2 separate regions of the Homo sapiens genome follow, and region 1 is linked to region 2. Evidence: read pairs that join two places in POLR2A ChIA-PET (ENCODE). Cell type or tissue: CD4-positive, alpha-beta T cell. All regions are shown on one strand. Each heading gives the region's core, and the rest is flanking DNA. Links, peaks and the distances in the headings are about the cores only. Region 1 overlaps MALT1 (MALT1 paracaspase). Region 2 holds the start of LINC03110 (long intergenic non-protein coding RNA 3110).

The links. ChIA-PET counts read pairs that join two places held together with the same protein. Peaks named below come from ENCODE experiments on the same cell type or tissue, not always from the same donor. Only the 100,000 strongest peaks of a DNase experiment are listed, where the experiment ranks them.
Region 1: POLR2A ChIA-PET joins it to region 2 with 14 read pairs; 6 of 35 experiments call an interaction of 5 or more read pairs at or near these places.

Annotation. Positions count from the first base shown.
Region 1 is chr18:58,711,888-58,721,950 of GRCh38, forward strand. MALT1 (MALT1 paracaspase) reads left to right here. Exons shown (of 17, transcript NM_006785.4): 8 at 2,196-2,222; 9 at 4,048-4,080. The region is part of intron 1 of LOC105372146 (a long non-coding RNA gene); the gene reads right to left. Among named protein-coding and RNA genes, the nearest start is that of MALT1-AS1, 45 kb to the left of the region's middle. In CD4-positive, alpha-beta T cell, for the core only: no CTCF peak of the experiment used is centred there; DNase peaks (open chromatin) are centred at 2,554, 3,144 and 4,364; H3K27ac peaks cover 2,430 bases.
Region 2 is chr18:58,652,085-58,662,147 of GRCh38, forward strand. It overlaps LINC03110 (long intergenic non-protein coding RNA 3110), which reads left to right and starts at 6,455. Exons shown (of 4, transcript NR_187442.1): 1 at 6,455-6,547; 2 at 7,779-7,929; 3 at 8,348-8,486. In CD4-positive, alpha-beta T cell, for the core only: no CTCF peak of the experiment used is centred there; a DNase peak (open chromatin) is centred at 6,317; H3K4me3 peaks cover 1,498 bases; H3K27ac peaks cover 1,843 bases.

The DNA.
Region 1 (10,063 bases), core at 910-8,909, 59 kb after region 2:
TGTTAACCCTGTTTGAGGGAAGCCATGTGAAGAAATCCTAATCGAACTCCTCTTCCTCTCCTAATCCTTTTTGCCTAATTGCATGGTTTTTAAGTCTTCCTAATGTTGGAAACCTCTTAAGAATAAATATAAGCTAGCCCCGCTGTTTGGCTCCAAGGTGATGCATGTGAATTATCACCTTGCTGTGCTGCTTCTGTACCTGCAGTATTCTCTATAATTTTTGCAGTAGCAAGCACACTATTAAATAATAATTTTCAAATAACTCTATTTAGAACATATAGAGATGAAAATCCAGTTACGAAGTTTCTCCAGAAGTCTCAGATGAAAAAATTAGATCCAAATTTTTTTCAATGAAAGTCCACAAAATTGAGAATTGCATATGAACAGTGTCCTTTATTATATATATATTTTTACCTATTTAGCATGGTGTCCTCTATTTCATTTTGTGTATTTTATTCAAGAGACTTGATCAGACTATTCAGCCATAAAAAAGGAATGAAATGATGTCACTTGCAGCCACATGGATGGAACAGTCATTATGTTAAGTGAAATAAGCCAGGCACAGAAAGACAAATATCATATGTTCTTACTTATCTATGGGAGCTAAAAAAGTTGATCTCATGGAGGTAGAGAGTAGATTGAGACTGGCAAGAGGCTTGGGGGTGGATGAAGAGAGGTTGGTTGATAAGTACAGACCTGCAGTTAGAAGGAATCAGTTCTAGTGTTTGATAGCACAGTAGGGTGACAATAGGTAACAGCTATTTACCATGTCTCTCAAAATAGCTAGAAGTGAAATGTTCCCCACACAAAGAAATAAGTGTCTGAGATGATGGATATCCTAAATACCCTGATTTGATCATTATATATCATATGCATGTGTCAAAATATCATATGTATCCCATAAATATGTACGATTATTATGTATGAATGAAAAAAAGATACTTGATCAGGATGAGGGGTGCGGGTTGAATAGGTGGATTTTTTTAGGGCAGTGGAACTATTCTGTATGATTAATGATGAATACATGTATACAAATTTTAATCATTTAGGAGGTCAGAGGAGGGGGATTCCAAGATGGAATACAGACTATAAGAAAAGAACCTAACTGTATTGCAAATGTATGGTACAGCCTCACTGAAGAGGGGTGAAAGAGTACAGTGCTACTGACCTAAATAACTAAGTAACTGGGAATGAGTTGAGCCTAATACTGAAGGCAAAAAAAATTGCACATAACACATGTGCTGACTCAGACCTTCTTCAATTGATTTTATGTAACATATAAGAATAAAGTTTCTACATTAAAAAAGTATGAATAGTATATAACATTTGTAATTTATTGTTAATGTTAATTTTTATCTTCATAAAACTTGAAAAAATAGATAGCTATAATGTCATTACTTATTTTACCTATCCATTGGCCATGATAAGATGTCCCATGGGGTACAGGTTAATTCTGAAACCACTATTTCTCCCAAAAACACCTTACACCTTGAGAAACTATGAATCTAACCATGAGAAAAACATCAAATCTCAGTTGAGTGACATTCTGCAAAATACCTGACAGTTACTCCTCAAAACCGTCAGTGTCATCACAGACAAGGAACACCTGAGCAGGTGTCAGAACCAAGAAGATACAAGCCTGAGGAGACACAAGCAGTTGTAATGTGAGATCCTGAATGGAGTCCCTGAGCAAAAAAGACCATTAATGGTTCATTAGTTGTGACAAATATACTATTCTAGCATAAGACGTGACAAATACACTAGGCTAACATAAGATGTTAATAATAGAGAAATTAGGTATGGGGTATATAGGAACTCTCTCTGCACTACCTTCACAGTAGTTCTGTAAACCTTAAAATGTTCTAAAATTAAAAGTTGACTTAAAAAGATCATTTGAGATTACTGTTTTTAATTAGCCAGAATATCTAAAACTATGAATAAATTATGAAAGAGCCTAGTTTTTGTCACTTAATGAAAACAGTGATGGCTTAGAAGTCCTAAATGATAAGCACAGCAATATTCACTATTCTTTGCTATTCAGTATTTGCATGGCTTCTTCATTTAATTTGAAAAGTTGTAAACTGATAAAACACTATAACATGATTCACTGGCTCAAAACTACTTGGATTAGTCTTACTATTTGTGCTAAATTGGTGTTTAGATTACTTAATCTATTTTCTCTTACTTTGTTTTAGATGAATTAAATAATCTTGGTCATCCTGGTGAGTAATACAAACATAAAACTTTAGTTTTAGATTTTTAAGTTGTTGAATGCAGCAAAGTTACCGTAGGTACTCTTTTGCTACAGTAATACTAGTAACTTTTTTCTCTTTATTGAAATAATATAATTTAAGGTTGAAATTAACTACATGAAGTACAATTTTATACAAGTGATACATTAAAAATATTTTAGGTTATAAAACTGTAAGGGTAGAAAAGAAGTGTTTGAGGTAACATAAAACCTCAAGGTATTATCATTGTGTATTACTCCTTATATCATAACAAGGAAGTTAATGGGGGAAGTACGTGACCTTTAATCTGAAAGCAGGAAGCAGTGTTTGACAGAGTGACAGGGGTAACATTTCTGAACTGATCAGACCCCTGGGACCTTTTTCTTGGTGCCTCAGTCATACAGCATATCTGAACTAGTTGGGTGGGTGCCTATATCTGGAGTAAGAAGTGTGTTTGTGGGGATCATTGGCATCGTACAGGTCGGTTGGTCAGTGACCATTTCTTAATGAGTGACAGTTGTCAAGAGTATGTAGAACTCTGTAGGCTAATTTTAATTAGAACAGATTTCTAATAAGTTAAGCCTTCACCTGAGATAAAAGGCATATCAACAGTGAGAACTACATGAAGACACAGGATATCAACCTCGTGTAGGCTTTCTGAAAGACAATGATGGAACCTGTGGATAGATCTGAAAATAAAACCTTTCAGGAATAGTTTAAGAAGGTGGTTATGTCATTTAATATTTGTAGAAAACCCTATTACTTCTCCACTTATTTCTCATTATTTTAGCATCATTACTAGTTTGCTTAGTGTCATACTCATATTGCATTAGCAAACATCTATTATTGTGAATGCCATTGGGCTGTGCTGACTGTATATAAGCAAACTAGACACAGCAGAAAGTCCCCATTACCTGTGCGTCATTCTCCTTGCTGTAGTGTCCTCAAATTCACATAAAGCCTCAATGAGACCTGCCTCAAGTAGGTCTTGAACTGTCAAAAACCATCCTAGTAATTGTTTCTCTTACTGGGGGAGAATAGGGGGTCTGGATAGAATCCCCTTTCCTAAATTAGTCTGTTAATTCTTGCTTTTCTTTAATGAACATTATGAAAAGTTATTTCAGAAAAACTTTTGTAAATAGCCACCACTAAGATTCTAAAATTTTCCTGGCCCTTTGAGTTTTTCCTCATTTCCCACAATTCAGGGAGTACCAAAAATTTAGGTTTAAAAGAAGAATGTTGTATAGGGAAAGCTTTTAATAGGCTTCAGTGGCATGTATTTGACCAGTAGTACAAAGTTATCTCCCGACAGTAGTGGACACACAACTGATGAACTACATCTTTCCCTACATGGTGCTTCAGGTGCGGGGCGGGATTTTATTTTATGTATACTAGAGGGTGAAAGCATAGAATCCAGAAGGAGACTCCCTAAGTTAGTATCCAGATTTGCTACTTACTAGCTTCATAACTTTGGGCAAGTGACTTTAATCTCTCTCTGCCTTAATTTCCTTATCTATATAATGGGGTTAATAATAGTAGGCACCTCATAGGGTAGAGTGAGGTTTCATTAGATCTGTTATATATAAAGCATATAGAACGGTGCCAGCTGAGGCATCAGGAAATGGTAACTACTGCTACTTCCTATTGTGAACACCACCATCGTTTTTTTCCATTCAAGAGTGTTTTTATTAAAAATCTGAAGAGTAGAAACTATATTCTGTAAGTGATGCTGCTGATGTTATATACTTTTCATGTATCTTTAACTCTGGAAATATACCATGGATCTTACATGTTTTGCTTTTTTATCTTTGTATAGATAATAAAGAGCAAACAACTGACCAGCCTTTGGGTGAGTAGAACTTTAAAATGCATTATCAAAGTATAATTATTGTGTATAACTCCAGAAGGAATTTAAGACATTTTAATTTGGTTTTTTAAAGAAATGTGAATAACATTGGGACCAAATGTTTTATTTTTTTGTATCTGTAAAAGAAGGTTTAGAAGAGGAGGCTTAAAAATGATTACAAATTCAGTTTCTAGGGTCAAGTCAACTTCTGTGGAGTGATTTGTGTGTTTCTCACGATATGCAAACAGACATGCGTACAAAAAGAAACATGTACATGCTGCATAGTTAGCATAGAGGAGGAAGTGGTTAGTGCTGTCTCTTGGTGAGGGATAGAAATCACAAAGGCTGCAGTAGCTTTAGCGTTTGCTCCCCTGTCTTCTCCAATGGAAAGAGAAAAGAATTTAGGATAAAATGTAAACGAACAGTTGCATTTGAAGAATGCCTGGGACAAGAAAATGTAAGGGAGAAAACTTTAGCAGATAAAAGTTTAGCAGATTAACATTTAAAGATGGTAAAAATAGCTAACAGCTTGATGCTGGCAGAAGCCAGATAAAATATGTCTAAAATTTGTCCATTGGATTCAGCTACTGAAGATGTGATTGGTGGCTTTGAGTGGAATGTTGAAAGTGCCTAATATGTGTCAGTTACTGAGTTATGCTGGGAATTTAAACATGGATACAATGTATAAAATAGTGGAAAAAGAAAGATTCAGAAGTGAACAAATGAAGACAGTACATATTAATTTGTTGGAAAGAAAGAGTGGTTTGAAATTAACTAGATAGGGCATATATTCAAAGTGTTTTGGTAGGAGGGGAAAATGTGAGGATATTTACATTTGGAAAGGAAGTATCTGTTGAGACTGTGTAGATTAGAGTGATCCATCAAAGAGAGGACAATTTATAGAGCAAGTTCCTAGAAGAGATGATAGGGATTTGGGCCAAGGTGAAAACAAGAGAAATTGGCTTTAATCAGAATGTTGAAACCTCTTTTGAGATTAAAAAGAAGGAGAGATTGGTGAACAGATAGATTTATTGGGAAGCTGAGGACATTTTTAGTTTATGTTTTTTGTTTCTAAGTAATTAGGCGTAGTAATATGCTTAAAAGATTGAGGAAAAGGCTGGGCATGGTGGCTCACACCTGTAGTCCCAGCACTTTGTGAGGCCGAGGCAGGCAGGATCACCTGGGGTCAGAAGATTGAGATCAGCCTAACCAACATGGAGAAACCCCGTCTCTACTAAAAATACAAAAATTAGCTGGGCATTGTGGTGCATGCCTGTAATCCCAGCTACGTAGGAGGCTGAGGCAGAAGAATCTCTTGAACCCGAGAGGTGGAGGTTGTGGTGAGCTGAGATCGTGCCATTGCACTTCAGCTGGGCAACGAGAGTGAAACTCTGTCTCAAAAAAAAAAAAAAAGATTGAGGGAAAAAGAGTAAAGTAAGGCTGAATATAGATCTTATTCTATGGCAGAGGCTTAGAGGCTAAAGAAAATGGAAGCAAGGTCTTACAAGTCTGATCTACAAGTGAATGTGTATTGAGAGTCCAACTAAGACTTTTAAAGAGTAAGAATTTATAATGGTTCAGATCAGTTGTGTGCTTTTTCTGTAGCAGATCTCAGCTTTAAAATAGAGAAGATAGGCTGGGTGTGGTGGTACACGCCTGTAATCCCAGCTACTCGGGAAGCTGAGGCACGAGAATCACTTGAACCCAGGAGGCGGAGGTTGCAGTGAGTGGAGATTGTGCCACTGCACTCCAGCCTGGGCGACAGAGTAAGACTCTTGTCTCAAAAAAAAAAAAAAAAAAAAAGAAACCTGCTATGTTTCATTCATAGTGGTAAGTTTTCATGTATTCCAGCTCCATGATCTTTTCTTTAGATCCTCCAGACAGACCTCACTGATTAAGAAATACCTATTAAAATAGTGTTCTGAACAAAGGCATAGCCATCATATTCTGTAGAGAGGAGCATACATATGTCTTAGGTACACAAAATGACAAGATCCAAATGTAACTGGGTTAGTTGCTGAAGATGGTTTAATCACAAATATGCATTTAATAGTAATGCTAATAAACTAAGTGTTTTCACCTAGTGAAATGTTTAATTTAACCCTGAGATGTAGGTATTTTTCCTCATTTTTAGTAGATGAAAATTTAAAACTGTAAGTGTTTAATAAAACTTGCTCAGGATTATACAATGTAGTAGTTGAGACAGGATTGAAACCCATCTATCTCTCATTCCATAGCCTCCGTTAGCTCCATTATGCCAGGTATTCTTTCTCAAACATGTCCCAATTGAAAGAATAACAAGATAAATGGAATATCAGGTCAACTTCTATCATTGAAGTTCACTAAACATTTATCTAATGTTTCATCTGTGCTTTATGACAGGCATCCCCCACCCCCAGGCTGTGGACCAGAACTGGTCTGTGGCCTGTTAGGAACTGAGACACACAGCAGGAGGCGAGTGAGCGAGCATTACCACCTGAGCTCTGCCTCCTGTCAGATCAGCAGCGGCATTTGATTCTCATAGGAGTGTGAACCCTATTGTGCACTCCTTAGGAGAATCTAACTAATGCCTGATGATCTGAGATGGAACAATTTCATCTCAAAACCACCCCTCCCCTGACACCGTCCATGGAAAAATTGTCTTCCACAAAACTGGTCCCTGGTGCCAGAAAGGTTGGGGACCGCTGCTTAATGAAACAAGAGAACAAGCCTTGGTTTGTGAATTCAAGGCTTTGGATACTAATAGGAGGCAGACATTAAATGAATAATATAGTACATGCTACATGCCTAGTAGAAATATGTAAAGAATCTAGAAATTGTTCATAGAAGATGGTGATCAGATTAGTCGAGGAGAGTTAGAGAGGGCTTTACCTAAGAGGCAAAGCCAAGGTGAGGATTTTCAAGGACGAATTGGGAGCTCTCAAGGGGATAAAATGAAAATATATGGGATGAGAGTTCATTCAGAAATGAAGGAGAGGGAAAAAAGGGTGAAGACATGGTAAGAATGGAGGCATGAAATAGATGGTGTGGGTGAGGAACAAAGTTCAGTATTGCTAGAAGGTAGAAAACTAGGGAAGGAGTGGCTGGAGGCTATACTGGTAATGTAGTTATTTATTGCTGAATAACACTGCAAAATTTACTAGCTTAAGAACAGCATCAGTTTTATTATCTCTCATTGTTCTGTGGGTTGGACTGGGTTTAGCAGGTGGTTCTGCTGGTCTTTCTTGGGGTCTCTCATGCAACTGCAGTCAGATGAGGCTGGGACTGCCACATTCAAGATGGCTTTGCTTACATACCTGGCACCTTAGTGGGGGTTGGTGAAAGACTGTGAAGACTGAAAAAATCTCCCTCCCTCTCTCTCTCTCTTTCTCTTCCTCTTACTCTGTCTCTCTGTCTCTCCCTCTCCTTGTCTGTCTCTCTCTGTCCTCCCCTCCTCTTCCCGCCCCCAACTTCTTTCTCTTCGTTTCCCTCTCCCTCTTTCCTTTGGTTCCTTCTCCCTCCCTGAGTGGTCTCTCCATGTAGCTGTTTTCTTTATGTCGGGCTGGATCTCCAAAGTGGAAACTGTCAGAGCTTTTAAGGGCTTAGACCCTGAACTGGCAGAGGGGTCACACATATTATGTTGCTCAAAGAAAGTCGTGATACAGCCCAGATTCACAGGTGGGGGTGACTGTACTACACAAGGGCAAGGATACTGTGGTTTGCTGGGGGCTACCTGCTACCACATCTGGAAAGATAGGCATGGACTAGAATGCAAATGGCCTTGAATGCCAAACTACATCACCAGTCTAACCCCCAGCCACTCCTTCCCTAGTCCTCTACCTTCCAGCAATACTGAGCTGCCTGTTCCTCACCCACACCATCAAACTGGGACTTTATTTTGTAGGACATGGAGAGTCATTAAAAGATTTAATACATGTGATTTTTAAATAAATACTTAATAGCATTTACTATATGCCAGCTCCTTTTCTAGGTGCTTCTGAATATTAACTCTATTTAGAAAAGTAACATAATAATCAGAATTATTAGACATGGGATTAATGATATAACACCAGTTTTTGAAGAATATATTACATTAAACTTTGGAAGACGTTTAGGATCATGAGTTAAAATGTCTTTCTGAAGTGGCTTCATTATTCTTTTGCTGAATCCACTGGCATTTTTGTTTCACTTTTCCAATAAATTGTTTGTGTTCAAGAAGTTGTGGGTAGCTCTTACAGTAAATATTTTTCTACAGAAAAACTCTTTCATTTATGTTATCACTTGAAAACCATTATAAATTGCTTTATATTTGCCGTCTTGAAGTTTTCTTTATTCCTCACTCTTACCTCCTCAAATTCAAGTTTTATTGTTCGTTTCTCTGTCGTGTCCTTTTTCCTCTCCCTTTCTACTACTTCTCGATCTTCCATCCACCCCAGTTCACCTGTCACCCAGGAACTGTTTTACAAGTAGATTGGACAGGTAAGATTTACTTACCCACCATCTTTTTCACCAGTAAAGTCAAGGAAATGCTGTAAGACATCTTAGGAACTAGCTATTAAAAATTATCATTGGAGGAAAATTTTAGAAGTGTTATAGACAATTATCGATACATATGTTTTAAGACCTGTAGTTCTCACACTGTTGAACCCGTGCATTCTGTAAACTGTACCAAGTATTCTTTCCCAAATAGAGAACAAAACCAGTGAATAATGATTTGATATCAGCAAAAACATCCCATGATGCTTAGTTTGACAGTTAATTTTATTTCCCCAAAGACCCAGTGATTTTTTTATTATATACTTATAATTGTTTTCTACCAATAAAAATCTATGATGTGTATAATTAAATGATGGTATTCCATGGAAAAATGGAATTATTTACAAGCATTTTACTACCCCAGTAACTTTTTAACCTCTTGCTGTAAACCTATGATTTGGACTATAATGATGTAAAGCAGAGACAATGCATTCTCACATTTCCCCTCACCTTAGAAGAAGACTGATTTGAGTCTGTCACTCTGTTGAGGTTGGATCCTTATTCTAATAGCATTGATGGACTCAAAAAAATGTGCTGTGGATCAGCCAGCTAAGAGTCTTGCTGTAGCAGGTACTTTAGTGTAAGAATACTAGTTTATTTTAAAAGAAATTTTAAAAAGGCCAGGCGTGGTGGCTCACACCTGTAATCCCAGCACTTTGGAAGGCCGAGGTGGGCAGATCACCTGAGGTCAGGAGTTCGAGACCACCCCGACCTAAGTGGAGAAACCCCATCTCTACTAAAAATACAAAATTAGCTGGGCGTGGTGGCGCATGCCTGTAATCCCAGCTACTCGGGAGGCTGAGGTGGGAGAATCGCTTGAACCCGGGAGGCAGAAGGTTGCAGTGAGCTGAGATCATGCCATTGCACTCCAGCCTGGGCAACAAGAGCGAAACTCCGTCTCAAAAAAAAGGAAATACAAGTGATGTTAAGTTTTATGCTGCCTCCTATTGAAATCCATGCTGAGTATTCTCCGCTTTTTCATTGAATTAATAATGCGGCTTAAGTATCATTTCACTGTTATGTATATTCATAACACTGGGCAGTTGGCTAGAAATCTCTGAACATGTACATATAGAATAGAGATGACATGATATAAAATTACTGAGGCTTTTCACAAAGTAGAGTTTTTTTTATCCTTTGAGAGAGTCACAGTCTTTTAAATTGATGCTAGTTTTAACACTAGGTTTAAGTGTTCCATGGAAAGAAAAGCAATTTCACCAGAGAGATTTTTGGTGAAATAATCATCTCAATTATTTGAAACATCTGAAATTACATATTGTAGACGTCGAGTCAGCAATGTGATTATTCATGCCTGTTTCAACTTCATAAGAGTAGTATTCATAATAACTTACAAATAAACTACTTAGCAGCACTTTGTGGCAGGGGTTGGTTACCAAGTCCTGGCCTGCGTCAGAGGGGGTGGCCTGCAGTTCTACCCAGGCGGCTCTTCAGCCAGTTGGCTGGGGCTGCA
Region 2 (10,063 bases), core at 1,428-9,427:
GGGTTTTCTAGATATAAGATCATATCACAGCAAATAGTCTAATTTGACTTCTTTTCTAATTTTGATGCCTTTTTTTTTCTCTTGCCTGATTCCTCTGGTGAAAACTTTCAGTACCATGTTGAATAAGAGTGGTAAAAGTGTTCTTGTTCTAGTTCTTAGAGGGGATGCTTTCAACTTTTCCCTATGAAGTATAGTGTTGGCTGTGGGTTTGTTGTATATGGCCTTTACTCTATTGAGGCCCATTCCTTCTATGCCTAGTTTGTTGAGGATTTTTATCATGCATGAAGGGATGTCAAATGTTATCAAGCATTTTTTCTGTGTCTATTGAGATAATCTGTTTTTGTTATTAATTCTGTTTATGTGATGTATCATGTTTATTGATTTGCATATGTTAAACATTCCTTGCATCCCTGGGATAAAACCCATCTGATTATGTGTATTATGGGGTTTGTTTTTGTTTTTGTTTTTGTTTTTTTTGAGATGGAGTTTCACCCTGTCACCTGGACTGGAGTGCAGCGGCATGATCTCGGCTCACTGTAACCTCCACCTCCTGGGTTCAAGCGATTCTCCTGCCTCAGCCTCCTGAGTAGCTGGGAGTACAGGCATGCGCCACCATGCCCGGCAAATTTTTTTTTTATGTATTTTTAATAGAGACAGGGTTTCACCATGTTGGTCAGGCTGGTCTCGAACTCCTGACCTCGTTCACCATGTTGGTCAGGCTTGGTCTCAAACTCCTGACCTCGTGATCCGCCTGCCTCGGCCTCCTAAAGTGCTGGGATTACAGGTGTAAGCCACCGCGCCCGGCCATGTATTATGTTTCTGATGTGCTACTGGATTCAATTTGCTAATATTTTGTTGAGGATTTTTGTGTTTACGTTCATCGGAGATATTGGTTTGTGGTTTTGTTGTTGTTGTGTCCTTGTCCGGTTTGGGTATCAGGGTGATACACCTCCTTGATTTTTCAGAATAGTTTCCAAAGGATCAGTATTAGTTCTTGTTTGCATGTTTGGTAGAATTTGGCCATGAATCCATCTGGTCCTAGACTTTTTTTTTTTTTGCCTTGGGGTTTTTTTTTTATTACTAATTCAATTTTGCTGCCCGTTATTGATCCATCCATGTATTAATCCATTTTCACGCTGCTGATAAAGACATACCTGAGACTGGGAAATTTACAAAAGAAAGAGATTTAATGAACTCACAGTTCCACGTGGCTGGGGAGGCCTCACAATCGTGGTAGAAGATGAAAGGCACATATCACATGCCAACAGACAAGAGAAGAGAACTTATGCAGGGAAACTCCCCTTTATAAAACCATCAGATCTCATGAGACTTATTCATTATCACGAGAACAGCATGGGAAAGACCTGCCCCCATGATTCAATTACCTCCCACTGGGTCCTTCCCACAACACATGGGAATTGTCGAAGCTACAACTCAAGATGAGTTTTGGGTGAGGACACAGCCAAACTATATCAATCCAGGTGTTCTGTTTCTTCCTCGTTCAATCTTGGCAGGTTATGTTTTTCCAGGAATTTATCCATTTCCTCTAGATTTTCTAGTTGGTGAGTGTGCAGCTACCCATAATAGTCTCTAATGAGCTTTTGTATTTCTGTGGTTTCAGTTGTAATGTCTCCTTTTTCATTTCTGATTGTGTTTATTTGGATCTTCTCTCTTCTTTGTTAGTCTAGCTAGTGGTTTATCATTTTTGTTTATCTTTTCAAAGAACCACTTTTCATTTCAATAATCCTTTGTATTTTTAAATCTCTATTTCATTTAGTTCTGCTCTAATCTTTGCTATTTCTTTTCTACTACTAACTTTGGGGTTTGGTTTGTTCTGGTTTTTCTAGTTCCTTGAGGTGTAACATTAGATCATTAATTTGTGATCTTTCTACTTTTTTGATGTAACTTCTCACCTGGTGCTGCTTTTGCTGTATCTCACGTGTTTTGGTATGATGTGTTTTCATTTTCATTCTTTTCAAAAAAATTTTTAACTTCTGTCTTCATTTATTCATTGACCCAGCAATTGTTCAGGCGCATGTTGTTTAATTTGTATAGATTCCAAAGTTCCTCTTGATATTGATTTCTACCTTTATTCCACTGTGGTCTGAGAAAATACTTGATCTAATTCTGATTTTTAAAAATTTGTTAAGACTTGTTTTGTGGCCTAACATGTGGTTTATCTTGGAGAACATCCCATGTACTGATGAAAAGAATGCACCTTGTAGTTGTATGTGGTTTGGGGGCAGAATGTTCTGTAAATGTCTGTTAAGTCTATTTGGTCTAAAGTCCAATTTAAGTCCGATGTTTCTTTGTTAATGTTCTGTCTCTGTGATTTCTCTAGTGCTGTGAGTGGGGTATTAAAATCCCCTGCTATTATTGTATTGCTGTCTATCTTTCTTTAGGTCTAGTAATATTTGTTTTGTGAATTTGGGTGCTCTGATGTTGGGTGCATATATATTTAGAATTGTTATATCCTCTTGCTGAATTGATCCCTTGATTATTATATAATGGCCTTCATTTTTTTAAATTATATTATGTTTTTGGTTTAAAGTCTGTTTTATCTGATATAAGCATAGCTATTCCTGCTCACTTTTGATTTCCATTTACTTGGAATCTCATTTTCCACCTCTTTACTTTTAGTCTATGTGTTTTTATGGGTAAGGTGAACTTATTGTAGGCAGCATATAGTTGGATCATGTTTTTTAAATCCATTCTACCAAACTCTACCTTTAAAGTGGCACGTTTAATCCATTTATATTCAAGGTTAATATTGACACAGGAGGCTTTGTTCCTGTCAAATTGCTGATTGTTTTCAAGTCGTTTTTATAAATTCTTTGTTTCTTTTCTTTCCTTGTCTTTGTGGTTTGATGAAATTCTGTTGTGTTGCCATTTGATTCCTTTCTTTTCCTCCTTTGTGTTGCTGTTTTATACGAACTGTGAACTTTCTAGATTTTCTAGTTGGTGAGTGTGCAGCTACTCGTAATAGTCTCTAATGATCTTTTGTATTTCTGTGGTTTCAGTCGTAATGTTTCCTTTTTCATTTCTGATTGTGTTTATTTGGATCTTCTCTCTTCTTTGTTAGTCTAGCTAGTGGTTTATCATTTTTGTTTACCTTTTCAAAGAACCGCTTTTCATTTCAACAGTCCTTCGTATTTTTAAATCTCTATTTCATTTAGTTCTGTGTGTCTTTTATATTTCTGTGTGTTTTCATAATGGTGAAAATTAACCTTTCACTTCCATGTTTAAGACCCCTTTGAGCATTTCCTGTACAGCTGATCTAGTGGTGACAAATTCCCTCAGCATTTGCTTGTCTGGGAAGGAGTTTATTTCTCCTTGATTTATGAAGTCAGCTTCTGGCAGGACACAAAACTCTTGACTGACAGGTTCTGCTTAAGTTTAATATTTTTCTGTGGCTGCTAATTGTTCACATGTTTTCATTATGAAGTAATTTTAATGCCACTTTGGTGGGCTGTTAATCCCTTTGGGGGCCTCATGCAAGCAAGAGCTAGCACAAAGGATCAATTTAGGTCTTGTTCTGGGGGTTACCTAGAGGGGCAGCAAAACCTCAGTAGGGTAAGCCATAAATAATCTAAAGTTCCTAAGAGCTGAAGAAGAAGGAAATGGCCATCCAAAATAGAGCTGTACTTGCCCCAGCTAGGGAAATTAGGAACGAGAGATACCCAGTGATGAGGGTTGGGTCTTTGAAGAAGTGTCTATTAATATGGCCACCAGAGAGCTCTAAACATCTGCCAAGTTTCTAGAGCCCCCTGTTAGCTCAACATAACAGTACCAGCCAGGTAAGCATTCCTTGTACCCCATACCTCTTCTCCCTTCCTGCAGTTTATGCTTGCAGGGTCAGAAACCACACTTGGCAAACTGCAGAAGAAAAGGTAAAAGCAGGCCGGGCGTGGTGGCTCATGCCTGTAATCCCAGCACTTTGGGAGGCCAAGGTGGGCGGATCACGAGGTCAAGAGATCGAGACCATCCTGGCCAACATGGTGAAACCCCGTCTCTACTAAAAATACAAAAAATTAGCCGGGCGTGGTGGCAGGCACCTGTAATCCCAGCTACTTGGGAGGCTGAGGCAGGAGAATCACTTGAACCTGGGAGGTGGAGGTTGCAGTGAGCCAAGATGGCACCATTGCACTCCAGCCTGGGCAAAAAGAGTGAAACTCCGTCTCAGAAAGAAAAAAAAAAGGTAAAAGCATTAGATGGAATCACATGGAAACAGCCTACCTCCTTCCTTCCTCACTGCAGGCTTCTCATCTGAGCTCGGGAAAGGAGGAGCCTCCTAGATTTGATTATGTGATGATTACCCAAGATTGGACATTTTAATTACTAATTGCAAGACCTTTTTATTGCACATGAATAAATGGAATAGTCATATTGTCCCAAATTTAATCGAGGGTGGGACAAAGACTAATTCCACAGAATACATTTAAAGCAATAGTGGGAGTTAAAAGTAAAATTGCATTATAATTAGACCCTCCAAGTCCTGCCTGTTTAACTTAAGGTTGCTCACACTACTGAGGCGAGATAGAAAAGTAGTTGGTGAATTTCAATTGGAAAAGTGTAGCCATGGGAAGGAACCTAGGAGTCTCATCTCTCTCCTGAAGTTAATCTGCCCAATGTCTCAAAGGCCTCAAGAACTGTTCTCAGGGAAGTATTAGAATGCAAATAAAACCACCATTCTACTTTTGACTAGAAATCCTCTGGTGGTTGCCTGAGATGGGGAGGTATTGTTTAATGGGTATAGAGTTTCAGTTGGGGAAGATGAAAAAGTTCTGGAGATGAATGGTGATGTCACAACAATGTGAATGTACTTAATGCCACTAAATTGCACGCTAAAAAATGTTAAAATGGAAAATCTTATGTATTGTATATTTCATCACAATAAAAAAATAGCATAGGATGATTGTTTATCCACTGGGAAAATAAAATAAAATAATCATTATTACCTCTAAAACCAAAATAAAACCCTGATGGATGCTTTGCCAGTTAAAGCATCTTCAGAAAGATGACAAGAAGTTAGACACTGTATCCACAGGAACAATTTGGCTTAGGCAGAAAAGGGAGATTTGTAGGCTCACCCAACTGAACTGCAGGAAAGGTGGGTATGAGCTGGACCTCAGGACTGACCACACCTGGGACTGGAACACCACCCGCCCTTTCTCTGTCTCTTGTTTCTGCTTCTCTCAGTGCACCAGCCACTCTCTCCCACCACAGACTGGCTTCTTCTGCACAGCCTGTGGGACATGGCCACCGAACAGCTCAGACTCATACCTCACAGGTTTGCCACCTGAGCAAACCCAAGATCTTCCATCTGGTTGAAGGTCAGAAGTCTCAGGACTGAATTTGGGGAACATGCCTATCTGTAGCCAATCACTGAGTTAGGGAAGCAGATCAGTCAGAAACTGGGGGATCCCATTAAACCACACTGTGGAAAGCAGTATTCCTGAGAACAGAGTGCTACTCCACTCTAGGCAGACAAAGCAGTAGCCACCAGCTATCTGCACAGTCCTTCCCTTCTCTGGAACAGATCCCAAACAGTGCTGGGAAGACCTCAGCAGCACAGTTGGACCACCTATGTGCTCCTTCCGCCCTCATTACTTGTACATCCTGGATCCCTGGATTTCTTAGCTAATGCTGGGTTGGCAGAAATGAGGGGGAGGGGAGCAGTAGAATCCTGCCCTAAATTGCAGCCAGTCATCTGAGGTCATTTTTTCCTTGTCAATGCTATATCCCCAGAGGGTTGGACCCTTCTCTATTCTGTTATGCTTTATTCAGACAATTTCTAGAACAATGTTGGCCAGTATAGATGATTCCCGTCATTTTATCTCTACTACCTAGGTCCAAAGATTCCCCCCACAACCTTGTGAATCTCTGACTCAGTGTTATTAGTCTTAAAAACCCAGGTGCTGAACCAGACTATGCTGTGCTCCTCTTTGGAGTGAATCTTGGATTATCAAATAATCAAATAATGGCTAAGATCAGCCCTTGTTTCCCCATGTCCCTGCTTAGTGCCAGCTCTGTCTTCATCCCCTCCCAGGCTTGGCCACCCTTCTGCTGAGATGCACCCTAGCATGTTGCCCATAAAGGAATGTGAAAAAAGTATCTACACTTCTGAAGATAGTGTGCTCCACCCTTCAAAGCTTTAGGAAGATAAATTTAGACATAAAACAGGAAGTATTTCTCTGTGTGGCTAAGAGTGATCTAAGAGAAGTTATTTCCTCAAGATATTTTGAAGCTGTAGTGTGGGGAAACAGTTCTCAAACCCCAGTGTGGATCAGGATCACCTGGAGGGCTTACTAAGCTACATATTGTTGGGTCCACCCCAGAGTTTCGATTCAGTCGATCAGGGGATCAGAGGTGGGGCCTAAGAATTTGCATGTTTTTAACTCTTTTTTTTTTTTTTTTTTTTTGAGATGGAGTCTCGCTCTGTCACCCAGGCTGGAGTACAGTGGCAAGATCTCGACTCACTGCAACCTCTGCCTGCCGGGTTCAAGCAATTCTCCTGGCTCAGCCTCCCAAGTAGCTGGGATTACAGGTGCGTGCTGCCATACCCGGCTAATTTTTTATATTTTTGGTAGAGACAGGGTTTCGTCATGTTGGCCAGGCTGGTCTCAAACTCCTGACCTCAAGTGATCAGCCCACCTCAGCCTCCCAAAGTGCTGGGATTACAGGTGTGAGCCACCACACCCAGCCAGAATTTACATTTTTCAAAAGGTCCCTGATGTTGCTGAGGCAGGACCACACTTTAAGAACCACTATAGTAGAGGTTTAGGAAGAGACAGAGAAAAATCTCTCCAGGCTACAAGACTGTCTGATGCTGAAGGTCTTGGCCTAGGTCAGCTAAGGTGCTCTTTAGGGTTGATATTCTGTGATTGTTAAACAGGTGACTAAATATGTATCTGTGTCAAGCTACTCTTATTATCATTAAACAGTTCTTGACTGCTTACTTTATTAAAATATAAGAATTTCCAAGAGCTTCGGACCTCTGATCTATATATAACAGAACTTCATTAAGTATAACTCACTAAGTCACTTAGTGAAAAGCTTGAACTACAGAATAGTCTAACTAATTGCCCTTTCAAATAGGCATTTAACAATAATTTCAACTAGCCTCCTACAAAACTGTTTCACAGCAAAGCTTTCACTGATGTTTTTGCAAAATGAATTTAATTACTAATTATCATATAAGGATTAGCATATAGCTGATATGTAAATGTCTTAGGTATGATTTAAACTGTTGAGTCAACTGAACATGTACCTTCCTCTCCCACTTCCTCCAACAAATAAATCTTACTTGTATTTTAATTTAATACTGTGTCCATTCTTCTGAAATAGCTGTTTATTCTGAACATCTAATTTTAGACATATAACTAATATGGTACAATTTTCAACTGCCGGTTATTTAAATGCTGCCCCCTCCCTGACACAAATAAATCTTATTTACATATTATTTGCTTCATAAGTATTCCACCATCCTGCAGTCACTGTGATCATTGTCCCCAGCTAGTCTTTGATCTGTGATAATTGTCCACAGGTAGTCTTTGATCATATGTTCTCCTGTCTGGAGGAACTAATATGTCCTTCCAACTCTGCCCAGCCTTCAGGTACAATTTAGGCCCCTACTTTTCTCTTAGGCTTTCTTCAGCCACTGTAACTTTTTTAAGTTTCTCCCTTATCCAAAGTCCCTTACTACTTAGAACCTCGGAAGTAAAGGGACCTCAGAGAACATCCAGTCCACGCTGCCCTCTGTTTAAATGTGTCTACAGTGTACCACACCAAGGAACTCCCACACTCTGAATGAACAGCCCAGTGATCAGGAGCTTTGAATCAATTCTTGGCACCTAACAGTTTGTGAAGAGTCTGCTAAACTCCCTCTATCAGAAATCCCAGAGGACTGAGAACAGGTCATCCTTGGAGGTATGTAATACAGTATTTAACCACCTTTCTACCTGAGTGTGCTTACCTGCAAAGGGTAATGTCGATATTAACCGAGAATGATCATGGTTGTCACATTTAAACTAATAATAATAAAGTACACAATTTATTATGCAGAAAGAATCATGCCTTCATAATCAGTCTTCACAAAGATTCCTTTAACTCTCTGCACCCACCATTCCTAATCCTGGAAAATTATTTCTCTTTGCTCTTTGCTCATCCATAGGCTCTTTGACAAAAGTCTCCAGAAAACTACTGAACTACACACATCAACAATAAAGAAGTCCTAATGTCCAAAACCTTGCTTGTCACTTTTTTGTTTGTATAATTTATCTCCACAACTAGATCATAGGCTTCTAGAAAACATGAGTTCTGTTTTAAATTTTGTGCCCCTTGGCAGCTGTATCTGAATGGAGTCAGGATCTGGAAGCCCAAGTCTCCTTGTCAATGTCTGCTTGGTTCCCAAGGACACCTGTAAATGGAAGAGGGGCATAGTACACAGAAGACATTGCTGGCAAGTGTGGTCTCTTTACGATCAGGTGAGTCATCTGCTGAAATCTTTATAATAGACTTCTACCTTGATGGAATGGGTTGGACTAACGAGGAACCACCATTACTCCAAGGCCCAGAGCAGAGCTGGGCCATCAACTGTCTCCACACTTCCTGTCTTCTAGGTGCCACCCTGATCCCTCATTGCCTTTCAGCTGCATGTCTAAATCCCCACCCCACCCCTCATCTAGTTGGCTTTGATTCCAAGGACCTAGGACTGGAGTAGGGCTTTCACAAATAAGACAGCAGGAATGTAATGCAACCTAATGAGCAGACTAAGAAAGCATCTATACAGAAGAACAGACATACAAATACCAAGGCAGATAAGAGTGACAAAAGACAAAAAAAAAAAAAAAAAAAAGAGAGAGAGAGAGAAAAAGCTGAAGCCGGTCAGAATTCATCAGGGGATGGTGTATGTCTACCACCTCAGTGGTCCTTTAAAGGTAAACGGGCTTATTTTTCATGCACCAGCCTATGGTCCCTTCACTGGGACACTCTCAACATCCCCGGCTTTTTATAACTCTGGCTGGAAAGGTCAGCTCTGAACTCTTCCTGGGCAGGGAAAGGAGTTCACATAGGGATTGGGGATGGAGTACGGGAGCAGAGGAGCAGTGCCTATGTTAGAAACCGGTAGGAAGGCCGGGCGCGGTGGCTTGCGCCTGTAATCCCACCACTTTGAGAGGCTGAGGTGGGTGGATCAACTGAGGTCAGGAGTTTGAGACCAGCCTGACCAATATGGTGAAACCTCATCTCTACTAAAAATATAAAAATTAGCTGGGCGTGGTGGCATGTGCCTGTAGTCCCAGCAGCTGGGCAGGAGAATTGCTTGAACCCAGGAGGTGGAGGTTGCCGTGGGGCAAGATCGTGCCACTGCACTCCAGCCTGGGTGACAGAGGAAAACTCTGGTTTCAGAAAAAAATAAAATAAAATAAAATAAAATAAAAGCAGCAGCAGCAGCTGGTAGGAGCTGGATGCCTGGAAGAATAAAGAGCCTTTCTCCCTTAGGAGTGAGCCTAATAGATGGATCTTTACTCCCTTTCTCCTGGGCCCTCTACTGGTCTTTGCTTCTCCCATTTTTCACATTCTGACTGCATATACATACATGGCAATATATAGAGAATTTGGCCCCTTGACTCTCACCAGAAGCACCCCCCCAGCCCCATGACTCTGATTTCTTCAATGACATACGTTAAGTACTTTTTCTCCAAAGGTGAAATGATCCTAGGCTTTCTCAAGGGCAATGATTCTGAGCCTTACCCACATTTTAGAATCAGCTTAGGAAACACAAAAAAATCTCAATGACCAGGCAGCACCCCCAAGCCAATCAAGTAAGAATCTGGGGTGTAAGACTCAGACATGAGTATATTTTTTTAAATTGTTTATTTTTATGGGGACCTAGCAGGTATCTATATTTATGGGATATGTGAGCAATTTGGATACAGGCAAACAATATATAATAATCACATTGGGGGAAATGGGGTGTCCATCACCTCACGCATTTCTCATGTCTTTGTATTACAAACATTCCAATTATGCTTTTAGTTATTTTTAAGTGTACAATGAATTT